3 separate regions of the Homo sapiens genome follow, and all the other regions are linked to region 1. A link is a contact called in ENCODE Hi-C or POLR2A ChIA-PET data. All regions are on one chromosome and are shown on one strand. Each heading gives the region's core, a stretch centred on a gene start or an enhancer-like site at or near the end of the contact. The rest is flanking DNA. Distances are from core to core; before and after follow the strand shown.

What was found. Hi-C counts contacts between places; a loop is a spot of excess contacts on that map. ChIA-PET counts read pairs that join two places held with the same protein, here RNA polymerase II (POLR2A). Pooled maps may share reads with other maps.
Region 2: a loop to region 1 is called in a pooled map, with 6 times the contacts of the local background. The contact joins the promoter of GCN1 here to the promoter of SPPL3 in region 1. A Hi-C loop is called at or near these places in 6 of 50 pooled maps. POLR2A ChIA-PET finds 5 or more read pairs at or near these places in 2 of 52 experiments (BJ and naive thymus-derived CD4-positive, alpha-beta T cell).
Region 3: a pooled map shows a loop between it and region 1 (4-fold over the local background). The contact joins the enhancer-like site here to the promoter of SPPL3 in region 1. A Hi-C loop is called at or near these places in 1 of 50 pooled maps. POLR2A ChIA-PET finds 5 or more read pairs at or near these places in 2 of 52 experiments (WTC11 and endothelial cell of umbilical vein).

Annotation. Positions count from the first base shown.
Region 1 is chr12:120,902,197-120,906,262 of GRCh38, reverse strand. SPPL3 (signal peptide peptidase like 3) reads left to right here and starts at 1,905. Exons shown (of 11, transcript NM_139015.5): 1 at 1,905-2,418. The coding sequence starts at 2,396. XLOC_009911 (a long non-coding RNA gene) reads right to left here and starts at 1,568. Exons shown (of 2, transcript NR_131215.1): 1 at 1,491-1,568. RefSeq lists silencers at 1,706-2,065, 2,146-2,365, 2,506-2,555.
Region 2 is chr12:120,193,046-120,197,111 of GRCh38, reverse strand. GCN1 (GCN1 activator of EIF2AK4) reads left to right here and starts at 2,397. Exons shown (of 58, transcript NM_006836.2): 1 at 2,397-2,432. The coding sequence starts at 2,415. It overlaps RPLP0 (ribosomal protein lateral stalk subunit P0), which reads left to right. Exons shown (of 8, transcript NM_001002.4): 8 at 178-413. The coding sequence ends at 339. RefSeq lists a silencer at 2,100-2,689.
Region 3 is chr12:121,422,961-121,427,026 of GRCh38, reverse strand. RNF34 (ring finger protein 34) reads right to left here. Exons shown (of 6, transcript NM_025126.4): 6 at 2,679-3,641. The coding sequence ends at 3,451. It also overlaps a transcript of KDM2B not described here. Among named protein-coding and RNA genes, the nearest start is that of MIR7107, 19 kb to the left of the region's middle. RefSeq lists an enhancer at 1,438-1,517. Within about 2 kb of position 1,651, at least 8 of the 41 ENCODE cell types and tissues checked have a DNase peak (open chromatin) inside an H3K27ac peak, as active enhancers do.

The sequences.
Region 1 (4,066 bases), core at 656-3,155:
AGGAAGGAGAGCTTTGCTTCTGAAGGGAAAGTGTACTTGGCTTTCTCTTTAAAGGGTTTCCCTTGGGGAACAGGCAAGCGGCAGATGTATGGGCAATGGCCAACTGATCCATTTGGAGATAGATTCAGGGTGTGGTGTTCCCTGTAAGCCTGGGCAGGCCCTGGGAAACTGGAGCAGAGCTAAATTCTGGCCTAAAGTTGGGCAAGCTGCAGAGAAGCTTGAGTACGTTGGTTTCAGGTGTGTGAGTTTTGCCTTCTGCAGAGAAACAGGGGGGTGAAGGGTGGGGGTGGAGGGGTGTCCAGGAGGGTTAGTGTATCTGTTGCCCAGGCATGTTTCTAAATTCTGAAGCTGCACTGGTTAATCATTTTTATTCATGAACACAGTAACTGGCAAGGAGGCTTAGCTGGGCCCTCAAAGTCTGGCCTCAGTGCACCTTCTCAGTATATTTTCTCAACACTCCAGCACAAATCACCCATCCCACTCTCGGATTCAAGCTCACCAGGAATTGGGCCTTACTTCATGCCATTCTTTCTTTCTAGAATGCCTTTTCTTTTTTTTTTTTCTTTTTCTTTTTCTTTTTCTTTTTTTTTTTTTGAGACAGAGTCTCGCTGTTGCCCAGGCTGGAGTGCAGTGGCGCAATCTCGGCTCACTGCAAGCTCTGCCTCCGGGGTTCACGCCATTCTCCTGCCTCAACCTCCTGAGTAGCTGGGATTACAGGCGTCCACCACCACGCCCGGCTAATTTTTTGTATTTTTAGTAGAGACAGGGTTTCACCGTGTTAACCAGGATGGTCCCGATCTCCTGACCTCATGATCCACCCACCTCGGCCTCCCAAAGTGCTGGGACTACAGGCGTGAGCCACCGCGCCCGGCCAAAAGAATGACTTTTCTTTGATAAGCCTCTCACCCTTTCAGACGGCCTCATCCACTCCTGGGGAAGCATTCCGCAGTACCTGGGGCCTCAATTAATCTCTCTCTTCTCTCTCCATCTAAGCTCCAGATTCACTTTGTTGGTCTCTGGTCTAGCTCTACCGTGTTTATTTCTGTGCCGGTTTCCAGACCTCCAAATGGACGGTTTCCTGAGCCTTCTGCCCTTGCTGTTCCCTCTGCCAGGAACTCTTTTCCTGTGGATCTTTGCAAGGCCAGCTCTCTGTCATCATTCAATATCAGCTCAAATGTCACCTCCTAAGCGAGGCCTTCCTTGACCACCCTATCTAAAGTAACCCACACCTCTGCTCACTCTCTGTCCCCTCACCTTGTGTTACAAAATGTGTTTTTGTAAAACTTAGCAGCATCTGAAATTATCTTATTTGTGGGCTTGGACTATGTCTCTTCCTTTAGAATGTAAGCTCTAGGAAGGCAGAGTGAGTTGACACATGGTTGGCACCCAACAAATATCTGTTGATTGATTCTGTGAAGGCAAGCGTGGGGTATTCGACTTGGTGCCGGGCCTGGGCGCAATAAAGGTTGGCTGCCTGGAATATTTGCTACCTGAATGAATGAACCAAGGAACATACGAACGAAGGAATGCAGCCCTCTGCCTGTTGACTGACAGGTTGACTGACAGTTGGGGGGCCCGTGGCCAGCAGACTGTTGACTGACGGTTGACAGCTGAGTGGCAGCCAACAGACGCGCATCGGGGTTCCCGATTGGCTGGTGCAGCAGCCCCTCGGAGAGGGGCGGAAGAGGGTACCCGAGGCGACATCTCCGCGTGGGGAGGGGGGCGGCACCAGGCAGCGGGAGGCGGCCCAACTGCTCTGGCTGTGCGAGCAGCAGCCGCCTAGAACCCAGGAGCCGACGTCTCTGCGCATGGGCCCGGCTCGAGGGGCGGGGCGCGCATCACGTGAGCGTGTTTTGGGCACGTGACCCGCGCGGGGCCAAGGCTCGCCCCCGCCCCCGCCCCTCCTCCCCTCGGCGGGTGTGATCGAGTGGCCTCGCCTCATCGCCTAGCGCCCCCCTCAGTCGCCGCCGCCTCCGCCCGCCGGCCATGTCCCCCGGCCGCCGCCGCCGCCGCCCGAGCGCGGCGCTCCCGCGGCCCCGCGCGCAGTGAGCGCGGGCCCGTCTTGCCGTTCGCCCGCCCCAGGGCCCCCTTGTTCTCCGCGCCGCCGCCGCCGCCATGTTGGGTTTGGAGCTGCAGCGGAGCCGCCGCCGCCGCCGCGGGTGAGGGAGGCCGAGAGCGGAGCCCGCCCCGCCCCGGGGCCCAGGGAGCGGGGCCGCTTCGGAGCCCGGCCTCTCCCCGCCAGCCGCCTTCCCGGCCCGCCGTGCAGCCAGCGAGCCAGCGAGCGAGCAAGCAAGCAAGCACCGGACCCCGGCCGCGCCTTCAGCTACGGCCCGAGCGAGCCCGCCGCCGCCGGGCCCGGCCACAGCCTGCAGCGGAGCCCACGAGAGGCAGCGCCATGGCGGAGCAGACCTACTCGTGGTGAGTGCGGGGCTCCGGGAGGCCGGGAGGCGGCAAGGGTGGGGGTCGGGGCGCCGGCGCGGCCCGCCGAGGGGAAGAGGAGGAAGAACAGGTGCGTGTCGTGGGGGGGGGGCGCGGGTTGGGGTGCACGCCCCCCTCTTCCCCACCGGAGGGGGCGGCTGGCGCGCACGGAGGGCGGTGAGTGGCCGGGGACCTGGCGTCCGAGAAGGGGAATGGAGGAGGAGGCAGCGGCGGATGTCATCTGGCTATGGGCGGAGCAGGTGATGGAGAAGGGGAGCATGACCCCGGGGGTGGGAATCCCACGGATGGGAAGTTGAATCCGACAGGCACCCCGGAACTGACTCGTGGGGGTGTTTCCTGGGCAGGAGGACTCGAAGGGGTGGAGAGAGGCAGGCCAGGGCAAAGGTGGGCCGCTGGGCTGAGAGGAAGCTCTAGTGAGAACAGGTGATAGAGGCAGAACTTCTAAGTTGGGAGAGTGGAGCGGCCGCCGCTTGGCTCTGGGACAGGGAGCGCAGGGAGAGTTGGTGAGGTGGGCAGAGGCCCGGGAGTGAGGGGAGGAAAACTGCGGGGGTAGAGTCCACGAACCTTGGAGGGGAGTCACTGGTGAAGAGGTTGGAAGAGGAGCCTGAAGAACCTGTTTCCTTTTCCTTCTGGAAAAGGAATTCGTTGGTGACAGTGGGGCATGGGCAGAGTCTTTGTAAGGGTTGGTACTATTATTTTCAGAGGAATGGCGCCCAGGGCCAAGTGTGGAGGTGGAGGACCTGCAAGTTAAGTTCATTTCTGTGGGGCTTTTAAAGTTAGTAAGTAGCTCGTTAAGGGCCGAGAAGCGAGAAGCTACTGTGTAGTTTATGGGGTGACAACCTACATATCCGGAGAAGGGAGTGCCAGGGTTTGGGGGAAGGAACATGAGGGGTCTCCCTTTAGCATGTAGAGGTGGGATATTTGCAGGACGGGTTGAAGGAATGATGGCAGTATCCATGAAGAGTGGAAATCGGGTAGTGAGAAGGAAGTCATAGCTGGAGAGTGAGGAAGCAAGAAATGGCATGATCGTAGGAGTGGGGGACCTGATTGCAATTTAGAGAAATGGTTTGAAGATGGTTTACTCTTGAAGCAAATGTGGTTTGGGACAGAACTGTAGACATTCCCTTCTTAGAAAAGAGCATAATAGAATGGGACGAGCATGCCGTGTGGAGTTGGAAGACCTATTTCGGAGGTCCGGTTTGCCACCAACTTGCTTTGTTGATACGACATGGTAGTGAGTTCTTCGGTCCTTTTTCCTTACCTATAAAATAGAGGGAATTACCTTTTCCACAGCCTGTAAGGATTAAGTGAGTACATTTAGAAAGCACTTGGCAAACTGTGAAGTGCCACAGATCTTACTACATTAATTATAATTATCCTAGAGAAACATCTAAGAAATGGGTAATATCAGAAAATAAGGAATGGTTTTAGGTAGAAGACTTTGAGTGGATTATTTATAGTGTTAGAGGTTATAAGTCAGTAACTCATTGAGTCTTCACATAAGAGAAAGGGAGTTGGGGATTGAAGATGATAATTCTTAAGAGAACTTCATTGATGTATGTGCAATCTCAAGAAGAAGGTAACTGAGAGACAAAGTAACCCTAAAGGAAGAATTAAAATCTTGGTG
Region 2 (4,066 bases), core at 1,148-3,647, 710 kb after region 1:
CTTAGGAACCCTGCCTCACTAGGCCATACCCAAGCTGTCCTGCTTGGGCTGCTTCTGACAGGAAAGGCTTCACACGGACTTTGATATTGTTGGTCCTTAAACTCTACCAAGGCAGGAGGGTGGTGGGTAATAGAGGAGTGTGGATGACCATTTTGACCACTTCCCCCCTCCTTTCAGGTCAAGGCCTTCTTGGCTGATCCATCTGCCTTTGTGGCTGCTGCCCCTGTGGCTGCTGCCACCACAGCTGCTCCTGCTGCTGCTGCAGCCCCAGCTAAGGTTGAAGCCAAGGAAGAGTCGGAGGAGTCGGACGAGGATATGGGATTTGGTCTCTTTGACTAATCACCAAAAAGCAACCAACTTAGCCAGTTTTATTTGCAAAACAAGGAAATAAAGGCTTACTTCTTTAAAAAGTCTCTGGACTCTTAATTTTGTAATTTTTTTTCCTTTTTGACACAGGGTCTGGCTGTTGCCCAGGCTGGAGTGTGGTGGTGTAATCATAACTCACTGCACCCTTGAACTCCTGGGATCAAGGGATCCTCGTATCTCAGCCTCCCAAGTAGCTGGGACTACAGGCACACACCATGACACTCAGCTACTAATTTTTAAATTTTTTTTTTGTAGAGATATTGCACAAGCTGGTCTCAAATTCCTGGCCTCAAGGAATCCTGCCTCAGCCTCCCAAAGTGCTAGGATTACAGGCTTGAGCCACCATGTGCCTGGCCCTTAATTTTGAGGTTTATAGTGCCATATGCTAGAAACGAAAGCCATGGTAAAACCAGAGCTTTGTATTTAGGTGTTGATGTTTGGGTATCTAAATGAAGCTACCAATCAAACATCCTATACAGTTTTCTAGACACAGTTGTAACTATTACACTAGAATTACTGTTTCTATGGCTGCTGCATACTTGGAGTAGGTTTAGTGTCAGCTGAGATAGGCACCTGGTGGATGCTGGGGCCAGTCCCCTAGAGTAAAGTTTTTCAAACTGGGTGGTGCTCCAACTCGGTGGTAACCAATTTATATTTTCGAGATAGTCTCAAATATATTTGAGACTGGGGTGCAGTGGCTTGGACTTGGCTCACTGCAACCTCCGCCTCCTGGGTTCAAGTGATTCTCCTGCCTCAGCCTCCCAAGTAGCTGCAATTACCGGAGGCTGCCACCACACCGGGCTAATTTTTTTGTTGTTGAGACAGTCTCGTCCTGTCACCCAGACTGGAGTGCAATGGTATGGTCTCAGCTCACTGCAACCTCTGCCTCTCGGGTTCAAGCGGTTCTCCCACCTCAGCCTCCCCAGTAGCTGGGACTACAGGCATGTGCCACCACTCGGCTAATTTTTGTACTTTTAGTAGAGACGGGGTTTCACTATGTTGGCCAGGCTGGTCTGGAACTCCTGACCTTGTGATCTGCCCGCCCTGTCCTCCCGAAGCGCTGGAATTATACAAGGGTGAGCCACCGCACCCGGCCTTTTTTTTTTTTTTTTTTTTTTTTGGTATTTTTAGTAGAGACAAGGTTTTGTCATGTTGACCAGGCTGGTCTGGAAATCCTAACATCAGGTTGATCTACCCACCTCAGCCTCCCAAAGTGCTGGGATTACAGGCGTGAGCCACCATGCCTGGCCCCAGTATTTAAAGAGAAAGCAGCATCTGCTGAGAATAGGTGTTTTTGTTGTGATTCCTGTATTTCACTTAGAGATCTGTCTGCTGGAACATGATATATTCATTCTAACTAGGTCTGTGTCAAAGGTTTGAAAGCCACTGCTAACAGGGCTGACAACTAAGCTGTGGAGACCCTGTTCCCTAAATTGCAGCCACGTCTGCACGTAGCCTCTTGCCCTGTGGCCTTCAAAACTCCCAGCCTGGGGCGTCCAGCATTTCCCCAGGGCAGGGGCCTCGTTCAGTTCTGAACCTTCCCTGACCTCCGTATCCAGCCACGTTTGCTAACCCTGTACAAGTCATCCGCCAACTGAACTACAAACTGAGGACAAAAGACTAGTTCACCGACTCTTTTACCTAGTTTTTAGTTCCTGCTATCTAGGAAGCAACACTTGTTTTTCTAAAGAACTTAGTCATCACTCAGGAAAGGCCCACGTAGGGCTGGCCCTGCGGGCTGGAAGTGGGTCAGGGGCTGCAAGGCGGGCCCATAGCGTTACACCGCGGGCTCACCACGTTACAAGCGCTAGTCTCCCACGAGGCGCCCGGGGCTGAAGAGCGGGCCCTGGGGAGGAGGCCTTGTGGCTCGGGCGCGGGCCAACTTTAAGCCCGTGATCCGGCTGCCCGGGCTGCAGCGGCCGCCGTCCTGCCCGGGGGCACCAAGCCCGGGGCCCTGCCCCCGCTGGCTCCCGGCCTCGCCCTGCCGCGTGGGCCACGCTGTGACCCGGAAGCGTTCCGGAAGCGGTTCCGGAGTCAGCCCCGGCAGGATGGCGGCGGACACGCAGGTGAGGCGGGCGGCTGCGGGGCCAACGCGGCCAGGGACTGGGTGCGGACGGTGGCCGTCGGGCGGGGCCCCTCTCGCTCCTCGGCTTAGGGGCGTTGGAGGTGGTGGCTGTGGAGGTCGTAGTCTCGGGGCCGTCTCAGGCTGGACTCTCAGGGCTGCGGGCTTGGCCCGGCCCGGGCGGCGCAGGCAGACCGCGGGCTCGAGGAGTCCGGGGCTCCCGCCTCGACTTCAGCAGCTGGAGCTCGGCGGGGCCTTTGCCCGACCCCAGAGTTGCAGAAGTTCACTTTACCGAGCCTCTACTTCTTTTCTCCAAAGCCCTCCGGCTGTGAGCCCCGGGCCAACGCCAAGTCTTCCTTAAACTTTGTATTCAGCAAATATTCTTTGAGCACCTACTATGAGCAGGGACTTTGAGTGTAGTCTTTGGATTCATACAGATCTGGGCTTGAGTTCCTGCTCGTCGATTTCTGTGACATGCCAAACAAGTGACTTAACCCCGCCAAGTCTGCCTTTTCATCTATAAAATGAAGTTAAAACAATACTTATCTTAAAAGGTTGTTGTGAAGGTTCAGTGAGATAAAATACGGCTTGATATATGTTGGTTGTTATCAGATCCAGGGTTAGTGAAAAGAACTGTCCTGTCCAGGAAGAGTGTTACCTATGGGTACCTTGTAGTTCAGGAAGGACCTGGGAAAACCTTTTCCTCCACCCAGTTGTTATGTTTTAAGGTGAAAAGACATTGTCATGAGGCAGGGGAAGAACAGGTGTCTAAGGACAGCTGGGCTGATTTGGTGTCTCCAGGGTGATGGGATTGATTTTTATGTGTAGGCCCAGAAAATGACCACTTAAGCATTCAAAAAGACATTTACTGAGACTCCTATGCAGGTGGCTGATGTTCAAGTTATGTTGTACTGAATACTAGAAAGAAAAGCTTAGTATGAGAGGGTTAGGGGAATACATGCTGAATGTTTAACATTGATACTCACTTGAGGGAAAAATCTCTAGAGCTGCAATGTCCAGTATGGCAGCCACATGGCTTAAGTTTGTTAAAATTAAATTAAATAAAAAAATTCATTGTTTGGCTGGGCGTGGTGGCTCACCCTGTAATCCCAGCACTTTGGGAGGCCAAGGCGGGTGGATCAGTTGAGGTCAGGAGTTTGAGACTAGTCTGACCAACGTGGCAAAACCCCGTCTCTACTAAAAATGCAAAAAATTAACCGGGTATGGTGGCATGTCTGTAATTCCAGCTACTCAGGAGGCTGAGGCATGAGAATCGCTTGAACCTGGGAGGCAGAGGTTGCAGTGAGCTGAGATCGCACCACTGCGCTCCAGCCTGAGCAACAAGAGTGGGACTCTGTCTCAAAAAAAAAAAAAATTTAGTTCTTCACTTGTACCAGCCACATTTCAGTGCACAGTTAGCCACATGTAGCCAGTGGCTACCGTATTGGGTGGTGCAGGAGAATATTTCTGTATTTTATAATTTTTGTATTTTTAGTAGAGATGGGGTTTCTCCATGTTGGCCAGGCTGGTCTCGAATTCCTGACCTCAGGTGATCCTTCTGCCTTGGCCTCCCAAAGTGCTGGGATTACAGGCGTGAGCCACCGCACCTGGCCTGAAATTATTTTTTATTATTTTATT
Region 3 (4,066 bases), core at 402-2,901, 520 kb before region 1:
CCTTTCATATTGTGAAGATGGGATAAAGAGACTTCACTGTATTCCACTGCAGACTTATCCATATGACATGACCTATTTAAAAAATTTACTTAAAGCAGCATGGGGCTGGGTGCAGTGGCTCATACCTGTAACCCCAGCACTTTGAGAGGCCGAGGCGGGCGAATCACCCGAGGTCAGGAGTTTGAGACCAGCCTGGCCAACATGGTAAAACCCTGTCTCTATTAAAAATACAAAATTAGCTGGGAGTGTAGTATGCACCTGTGATCCCAGCTACTCAGGAGGAAAAGGCAGAAGAATCACTTGAACCTGGGAAGCGGAGGTTGCGATAAGCCAAGATTGCACCATTGAACTTCAGCCTGGGCAACAGAGCAAGACTCTGTCTAAAAAAAAAAAAAAAAAAAAAAAATTGTTTAAAATTATCCAGGCATGGTGGTATGCATTATATGCCAGCTCCTGGGGAGGCTGAGGCGGGAGGGCTGCTTGAGCCCAGAAGTTAAGACTGTAGTGAGCTATGATCATGCCACTGTACTCTGCCTGGGTGGGCAACAGCAAGACTCTGTCTTTAAAAAAAAAAGGGGGGGGAGGGGGTAGAAAGGCATGCCAGTTTAAAAATTCAAATTCCAGGGGGAAATGCTTGCCCTCTGCCAAACAAGCCAATTTCCAAGTATCAAGCCTGTTACACTAAACATTTCTGTTGTCTGACATTTCTATTATCTGGCTAATAAACCAGGGTTACTTCAAACTACTATCTAAAAAATCCACCAAGCATTTTGTACTCTTTCTATAAAGAAGCCACTAAAACTTAATACACAAATCTAAGAGTAAACATTAAACTGCTTTAAACTAAGACTGTATAAATCTGAATTTTTGAATTTAAGTTTAGACAAAACCAGCACCTACTGCTTAGCTTCTATGGCCTGGATTTAAAGACTTGCCACCACCAAGTTACCAATTTGGAGGAAATGTTAAGATTTCCAGAGTCTCATCAAAAGATTACTTTGGGAGGAAGAGGCGGGTGGATCATGAGGTCAGGAGATTGAGACTATCCTGGCTAACACAGTGAAACCCCGTCTCTACTAAATATACAGAAAAATTAGCCGGGCGTGGTGGCGGGTGCCTGTAGTCCCAGCTACTTGGGAGGCTGAGGCAGGAGAATGGCATGAACCCAGGAGGTGGAATTTGCAGTGAGCTGAGATCACGCCACTGCACTCCGGCCTGGGCAACAGAGCGAGACTCTGTCTCAAAAAAAAAAAAAAAGTTTAGACAAAAAGCACAAGTGCCCACAAAACTCTGGCAACTTATGCTGCTTCTAAAGGGAAACCATGACCTGCTCAAGCCAGTTACTACCAATTGTGGTTGCAGACAAACAAGTGGGAGGCCTTGATTTACATGCTTTGATCTTCAAAAGCAGAAAATTTTTTTCTTTACTATTAGCCACACAAACTTTCTGCCCAAAGCACAGGGGCATCTGCCTCCTGGTGTTCACAGGTATTTTCAGCTCTGTTGATGGACTAATAAATTCTGAGCACCCAAGGCCATATGTGTTACTCACTGCACAGTCAGGAGATAACAGACTCTGAGAAGTGGCCACTCCCAGCTGCACTGAAATGACAGTTGGTCTCAACTCAACCATCCTGAGTCAAGTCAAGTTGGACCTAAAAGAGATTTCACAACATTTTTGCATAATAGCTCAAGTTCCTCTTTTTTTTTTTTTTTTTTTGAGACGGAGTTTCGCTCGTCGCCCAGCCTGGAGTGCAATGGCACGATCTTGGCTCACTGCAACCTCCGCCTTCCAGTTTCAGGCGATTCTCCTGCCTCAGCCTCCTGAGTAGTTGGGATTACAGGGACCCGCCACCATGCCCAGCTAATTTTCGTATTTTTAGTTGAGACAGTTTCACCATGTTGACCAGGCTGGTCTCGAACTCTTGACCTCATGATCCACCCGCCTCAGCCTCCCAAAGTGCTAGGATTACAGGCATGAGCCACCACACCTGGCCCAAGTTTCTCATTTCTTATGTGGTACTGGAAGGGTTAAGAGCAACTCTGGCATCAGAGCTAGGTTCAAATTCTGCATAGCCACTTTTTAACCATGAGGTTTTAGACAAGTCTAACTTCTCAGAGGTTAGAGAAGCAAAGCAATGTTTATTTCAGAAAGTTGCTTTGAGGACTGCAGAGGCAACTACAGCACCTAGCGCAATACCTGGACACAAGAAACAGCACATCAGCAGTTAACCTTACTGATAAGCAAGCAGGAAATGTAAGCACTGTTGCTCATGTGGCATTGTTTTTTTCTTTTTTTTCTTTTTTTTTTTTTTTGAGACAAGGTCTGGCTCTGTTACCCAAGTTGGATTTCAGTGGTGTGATCTTGGCTCACTGTAACCTCCACACCCAAGGCTCAAGCCATCCTCCTACCTCAGCCTCCTGAGTAGCTGGGACTACCACGCCTGGCTAATTTTTTCCAAAGACAGGGTTTCGCCATGTTGTCCAAGCTAGTCTTGAACTTGTGAGCTCAAGCATTCCTCCAGCCTCAACCTCACAAGGTCCTAGGATTACAGGCGTGAGCCACCGCACCCGGCCCCCATGTGACATCTTTGAAGGTGCTCCCACCATCTCTTCTGAAGAGGGGTGCTAGGCCAGGTCACTTGATTTAGGAACTGACCAAGACAATGTAAACAAAAGCTTTTAAAACTAATTTTATTCCTAAAGTTAAAATCAGCTAGCGGGTAGCACTGAAAATACACCTTCACTATACAAAACAATGTAAACTGATTACACATTAATAAGGAATTTAGCACACACACTTCTAATAAAAGAAGCTAGATGCAGCCCTTGCTATAAAAAGCTATACCTGAACAAAAATGGACATGTGGAGTCTAAGGCCCTGGCAGTCGACTAGAGAATGTCAGTTGTTCCCAATTATGTTTAAATGCAGAAACAGCAACAATGTGGAAACTTACATTCATCAAATGTTAGCATTTAAAATATACATGACTAATAAAGTGAACATTCAGAGGAGCCACTGCTCAGCATGTTCCATGTCGGCCACTTGTGGACACTGATCTCATCCAAAGAGGACAGAAGTTTCAAACATCTGAGCAGTTTAAGTTAAAAATAGGATGAAGGGGAAATAAGAGAACAGGATAAGTGTCCTCCCAAGACAGCAGTGGCTGATGCCCACATGGCGCAAACAGGCTGACTTCAATGAGTGTTCACGGGATGTGTGATAAAGCCCAGCTGAGCCCGGGAAGCTCACGTGTCCACAGGCAGACAGGCTCACGGCATGGACCAATGTTTCCACAACTCAGGATGGATCTTTCTGTCCCCACTTAGTAGTCAAAATAATGTTTTAAAATAGCTTCAGCCTTTGAACATAACTTTCCAGTCCCTTCTGTGCATTGAAATGTTGGGGGTCAAGTTTGGGGGTGACTGTCCTGGTGAGGGGAGCCTGTTTCAGGACTTGAACACGTGCACGGCTCGCACCACATACTGCCGGCAGATGGGACACTCACTCATGCGCTTGCCGCACTTGGTGCAGGTAACCATGTGCCCACACTCCAGTAGGACACAGTCGATGACGGCATCCATGCAGATGCGACACAGGCTGTCGTCTTCCTCATCCTGCAGCTGCAGCCGCTCGCCATCTGAAAGGCAACAGAGAGCTAAGGCCTCGGCTTCAGGCATGGCCAGTCAGCCAGCCACCCTCCCAGTCCGAAGCTGAGCAGCCACCTGCTGAATGACCCCTGCAGGCCCAATGCCACCCCAGTGTTGTACAAGAAATAATCCCAACTTCTCTGCACTTTGGTTCTCTCCACTAGAAATGGCAATGATAAAAGCTATACCTCAGGGTTTTGTAAAGAATAAAATGCTTGACGTACCCAACAAATGTTAGCTATGTATTTCTATTTTATATCTTTGTCTAATTCAAGACATCTGTGATAGGGATATATTACTTCTGTAACTAGAAAAAGAAACCCTCAGCTGGTCTTCTGTAGATGGGCTTTGGAGTCAGGATGCTATTGGAATTTAACTCAGTTGCCCCAGCTTTGTAGCCCTGGGAACACCACAG